2 separate regions of the Mus musculus genome follow, and region 2 is linked to region 1. A link is a loop called in an ENCODE intact Hi-C map of the cell type or tissue named here. Cell type or tissue: left cerebral cortex. All regions are shown on one strand. Each heading gives the region's core, and the rest is flanking DNA. Links, peaks and the distances in the headings are about the cores only. Region 1 holds the start of Calb2 (calbindin 2). Region 2 overlaps Hydin (HYDIN, axonemal central pair apparatus protein).

The links. Hi-C counts contacts between places; a loop is a spot of excess contacts. Peaks named below come from ENCODE experiments on the same cell type or tissue, not always from the same donor. Only the 100,000 strongest peaks of a DNase experiment are listed, where the experiment ranks them.
Region 2: it touches region 1 in a loop (8-fold over the local background); 10 of 42 quality-filtered maps call a loop at or near these places.

Annotation. Positions count from the first base shown.
Region 1 is chr8:110,167,142-110,170,043 of GRCm38, reverse strand. Calb2 (calbindin 2) reads left to right here and starts at 1,832. Exons shown (of 11, transcript NM_007586.2): 1 at 1,832-2,000. The coding sequence starts at 1,907. In left cerebral cortex, for the core only: a CTCF peak has its summit at 1,766 (motif pointing left); a DNase peak (open chromatin) is centred at 1,791.
Region 2 is chr8:110,477,118-110,480,019 of GRCm38, reverse strand. The region is part of intron 24 of Hydin (HYDIN, axonemal central pair apparatus protein); the gene reads right to left. Among named protein-coding and RNA genes, the nearest start is that of Gm21283, 24 kb to the left of the region's middle. In left cerebral cortex, for the core only: a CTCF peak has its summit at 1,208; DNase peaks (open chromatin) are centred at 448 and 1,206.

The DNA of each region.
Region 1 (2,902 bases), core at 251-2,750:
CAGAGGTGGGATTTGGGGAAGGGAAAGTGGATGGATGGTTAGGGCTTTGACTTCCTCTCTGGATCAATCCATTGACAGGTCCATAACTGAATACACTGAAGGAGATAGGACTAACTGGGAGGTAACAAGTCATTCGAATGTCCATGGAGGCTGTGTCTTGTTCTCTTGTCTTCCTCCTCTCCTTTCAACTCCCTCCCTCTTTTTCACTTCCTGGCCACAAGATAAGGAGCCTTCTCCCCCCCACAGGCCCCCACCATGACATTCTGCCTATGACAGCTCCCTTGAACAATGAACCAAATTTGCCCACAGACTGAAACCTCTAATAAACATTTTTACTCCTTGAACTCGACCTCCTCTGGTATTTTACCATGGCGATGGAAAGCTGACCAGTGCTCCCTCTGATCAAGGAATCCTTTCCAAGCTCACCAGAGAGCACAAGCATAAAGGACAGGAACACAGACTCATGTAATCCCCAGAACAATCCAAGATGTCAATACCCACACACCCATTTTACAGACTCGGAAAGCCAAGGCACAGACAGGCTGTGTAAGCCAAACAACGTTGTGGAGGTTTTGTTGTTGTTTGTTTAGGAACTAGACCCGAGGAGTTTGATTCTATTGCAACTGTTCTTTAGGACTGAGCCTTCTTGCCTTCTCGAAGGCAAGACTCAGGCTGGGGGACTCTAGCTTAGTAATTTCTCAGCCCTGGCAGCAAGGAATGCTGGGTTACAGAAGCCCCAACAGTTAGCCTATTTTGCTGCGTCTTTCCCAGTCTGTTCTTGTAAACAACCTCAAACTGTGTGCCTGGGCAACACACCAGCAGTTTTGAAACTTGGGCTCCATGTTGCCCTTTGAGGTTAGCTCCGAGCTACCTCAACCTGACCCCAGGAAACAGCCTGCTCTTCTCCGCTCCCCCCCCTCCCCCCCACCCCACCCCGGGTTCTCCTCTCCCCTAGCGACCTGCTTTAGATTCTCACCTCCTTCTCTTTTGCTCTCCCTTCGAAGGCAGCTCAGCTAACACTCATTAGCACATGTTAATGAGCAGCAATTCAAGTCTCTGTCCTTCTTTTTAGGGGCAGGGTGCTTGCTGTTGCTCTGAAGGTAAGGTGTCCAAGAAGCAAGCACACACTGCAGACCTTTAGAGTAGGGAGGATATGGGACGGAGGCTGGCTCTCTGATTGAGGAGACCCCACGGTGTGCTGTGCTTGCTGTCTGTTTTCTTTAACAGAAGTTCAGCACATCTTTGGGTCAGAGTTTACCGCCATCTACCTACGGGACTACGGGAGGCTCCAGTCTGCTACTACCTGGATAAAGGTCTAAAAGTCTGCAGGATGTGACAGATACCGGAGGGAAGTGGGTTACTGAACAGTGGAGTAGTTCCTCCATTCCCATCTGAATCCTCATTGCACCTTGTCGATTCCAGTTGTCCACCTACGGTAAAACCTTGAGAACCCTGCTTTCCTGCAATCCTGGTACCCCTCGAGGGAGTCACAGGACAGGAAGAGTTCTGGGCTCAAATCTTAGCTTTGCTACTTGTTAATAATGCTATTGCTGCGACTAGAAACTGGGTGTGCTCAAGATGGACAGAGGGAAGGGAAGGCAGGAGCTGCCTCTCCCCATTTCCAGCTAAATACCTGCGGTGTCCCCGGAGGGCACCCAGAAGTCTCATTGAACACTCTCTCCCGGTCCCCAGGAACCCTGGCAGAGAAGAGCCCCCGCCCGTGCAGCGCCGCGCCCTGCGCGATTCCCTGAGTGTGCGCGCCCCCTTCCGGCGGCCCGACGCGGCGCAGCTCCGGGCTGCATATAAAGGCAGCGTGGCGCGCAGCCCCAGCGCGAGAACCAGAGCCAAGCGGCACCGAGTGACAGCGCGCTGAGAGAGAGGCTTAAGATCTCCGGAGCGGCTCGCCATGGCTGGCCCGCAGCAGCAGCCCCCTTACCTGCACCTGGCCGAGCTGACTGCATCCCAGTTCCTGGAAATCTGGAAGCACTTTGATGCTGACGGTCAGTAAAGCTCCCAACTTCTGGGCCCCTTGACCCTCGGGGACCTGAGCTTGGCAAAGGGGTCAGGGGCATGGCTCAATGCGGGTAGGTATGCTTCGCCCCCAAGTGGTTTGTTCTGTGGCAGAGCCTGCTGGGGTCTTGAGTTCGGGGAAATGCCCGGCTGCCCTGGTGGCAACTGTCAGTAAGTTTTCCCAATGCAGGGTGGCCAGGGCCCAGGTTCTGAGCAAGTCTGAGCGTTCCCAGAGAGGAGGCCTAGGCAAAAAAAGGCTCCCATGACACATTCCCCTGCCTCCTTCCTCACCTTTTCCTTCAAGCTAACGCCCTGCTTCCAGTCCCGTAGCCACAGGTCTCCAAACCTCACTCTCCCTTCTTGCTTCTTACCCCCATCACCAGTTTCAGAGGCTCGAGAAAGCTGAGCGTCCTGAAGGGAACCTGGGGGGAGGGGGCGGCTCCCCTAGCCTGGTTGGCCAGGAGCAGGAGTAGAGGATGCATTGGGGGCTTTTTTTTTTTTTTAAACAAACCAAGGCTTTCTTTATCTATTTTTTTTTAAAACCCTACCAGTATGTGGGTTTCCCAACTACAGCAGCAGCGGATGTGGTGGGAGGGTCCTGGTATTAGCCCCCAGCCTGCTACCTGGTAATATAGATTCCTGGGTACCCTGTGAGTCTGTAGATGGGGGTGGAGGGGAGTGGTGTCACACTCCAGTGACCAACACTCCACTACATGGTCTTGACAATGACCAACCCAAAAAGTGAGGTCCAGGTGAATGGTTTTGGAGGTGGCTTCCAGACCTGGGATTCTAAGTGTCTACAGTCTTATCTGACTCAAATATAAAAGAGCACACACACCACCCCGTCCCTCACCTCTCCTCTGTTCCCACCCCCCAGCTTCTGATATTGCCC
Region 2 (2,902 bases), core at 232-2,731, 310 kb before region 1:
TTGTATCTTAGGGTTAAAAAAGGCGATTTCTCTTCTTTCTCTTGTTTCTAATTATCTCGCTTTGAACCGCTCTCCCTCTTTCCCCTCCTCTCTCTTTTGTTCCCCCCTTCTCTCCATCCCTCCCTTTTCTGAATCCCTGTGTCACAAGCTGTTCTTCCTTCCTCTTTCTAAAGGGAGCAGATGGAAACCATTGCTTTTAACCATACTTCTAGATGGGACATTCTCCTGTGTCCTAAACTCAAAGTCCCTGCCGTGCTCCCACATTTACTGCCTGGATGTATGCGGTCTGCCTACCTTGGAAAGCAAGTGATAGAAGCAGACTAGGCTGCTGGAACTTTCCCTGCTAGCGTTTACTCCAGCTGTGCCACACGAGGAGGAGGGGAAGCCAATGGGAAAGCAGCCTGCCTCAGCCCTCTGACGTCATCGTGTTTCCAGTGCCTCCGATTGGCCGTGTGTGCCAAGGGGAAGGCGGTGAGAGCTGAGGAGCTGAAGCTCAAACCTCTCAAGTCTTAGAGATGGAGCCGGTTAGGAGGAGTTCTCACAAGTGACTGCCCTTTGGGGCCACGCGTGGGATCTTAAAAGACCTAGGCCCTAGATACAACAGGAGAGATTGGGTTTACTTGGCATCGGGCTGTTCGGAAGCCCCTGCCATGGTTCCAGTGTGCATTCAAGGCTGAGAGGCCATGACCCCATCACCGTGGGGGAGAAAGTCACAAAGAAGGTATGTGTGCCAGTGGGAGCCTGCATTCAGTATCCACAGCCAATGCTGTACACCAGCATCCTGCCAGGTACTTACTTAATAAACACTGCCCAATTTGATCTCCGCACCAGGATGCCACAAGCCCTATCGCTTTTAAAATGACAAAATGGAAGCGAACAATTTGCTGAGCTGTGCTAAACTGACCCCAAAGCTCACAGCTTTGCTGGCAACCCTCCTGAGCCACTGGTGGCAAGTCACCGAACAGGCCTTCCTCTGTCTAAAGACACCACGATCCCCCACACAAGGAACTTGTATTGACTCATCTTGAGCCTTCTCTTGTAGTCTAAGGAAAAGAAGACCTCACTGGCCTGGCCCTTGAGGAGACACCTTGGGAGCTTAGCTCTGAGGGGAGTAGGGGAAGACAGTTAACAGAATCTACCTTGAAGCTCTCTAGAGAGATTTCAGTGAGAATTGGCCATTTCCGTGAAGCTCCAGAAGGTGTCCCCACTGCTACACACTCTCGGAAGGGCCGCTGAACAGGTAGCCTGAAATCTCCTAAATGTGTTCAGCTTCAAAGCACTTGAAAAAATACTTTCAAAACAGGAAGGCTTTAAAAGTCAGTTTCTTTGAGTTGTCTGGCCTCCCGTAGTGGTAGCTTACTTTGGGAGACTTCTAATTAATGTGAATATGTAGATGCACGAACTCCTTATGAATTCTACCACTAAAGGAGCCAAGCAAGCGTAATCCGGCCTGAGATCAGATCTGCTCCGATTCGTTCCACTGGCGTCTTTAGAAGCTGGCTGAGCTCACATTGAGTCTCCCTGAGGCTGATGTCCGCGGCTGATATTAAAGACACTCAGAAAATTCTTTAAAAAGGGTGAACCTGTAACAAGGTGACCAGGAGTCTTTTATAATAACATGAAAGCAGGGACAAAAAAAAAGTTTTATAACCCTCAAAACTGAAATGAAAAACAAAAAAAAACCAAAACAAGAAAACTACCTTTACTGGTTCATCTGTGGGGAAATAGAGCTGGCACTTCAGGAAACAGGAGTATACTGAGTTACAAATAGACCCGGACGGCAGAGACGCACAGCATCAGGATGGCTTTCAGTTTTCATGTTCTATACAGAGAGGGCTAAAGGCCTCCCTGATCCAGGGACCTCCCTCTGCTTTTGAAACCTTGGGTCTTGCAGGTGGGTCACAAAGGCTGCAGGTTTGTTTCTAGAAGCTCAGATTTGAGTGATGTTTGCAGTTCTCTCAGGCTCTGAGGTGAATCTGACCCCCTGTTTGGACCCCTCCCAGCAGAGGAGAGGAGATTCTTGGTAGATGGGTCTACCCGAAGTCTGGGCCTTCCCAGAGGCAGCAAAGCTAGACTGATGCGTTTTCTTTTACAGTGGACCCCAATTTACTAATAACTGCATTTTTGTAACAGGAGTGATTGGCATATATGCTAACACATGATTGCATATAGCGTGTGATTCCTCCAGGAAGGAGAGAGTGGGGCAACTGAGGGTGGTGGTGAGGGGTGGTAGGGTGGGGTTGGTGAGGGATGGACAGACAGACAGATGACAATGATCACAGAATGACAGGGCTTTGCCTGGCTAAATTTCATGATTCCAAGCACCTAAGGTTGGCTTGGGGAGTTGATAGGACAGACACATTTATTCCATTTCCTTCTACTGTCTGTGACAGAATCAGTGGCTGACCAAAGAGGAACAAGAGAAGGAAAGGCTAAGACGTGGCGCTGTCATGTTGAGAGCAAAGGGCAGAGAATGCAAGGCTATGAGGAGCCAGAGGAAGTTACTGATGGAGAGGAACAGATGGGAAGGCTGGTTCGGCAGAGCGGCAGATGCTGTTTTCTGGATATTAGAAAACATTTTGCATATTTTCCATACACTGGGAGGGAAAGAGATGAACTAATGAGAGGCTAGGGAGATGTTCAGGTGGTAAAGTTCTTGCCTTGCAAACAGGAGGGCCGGGGTTCAGATGCCCAGCCCCTAATGTAAAAAGCCGGGTGTGCTGGCACAAGTCTGTAATCCCAGGACTAAGCAAGTGCAGACAGACAGATGCCTGAAGCTCACAGGCCAGCCAGCCATGCTGAACTGATAGGATCAGGGAGACAGCCTGCCTCCAAAAATGAGGTGAAAAATGATTGGGGACATCTGACATTGATCTCTGCCCTCTACGTGTATAGTATGTAC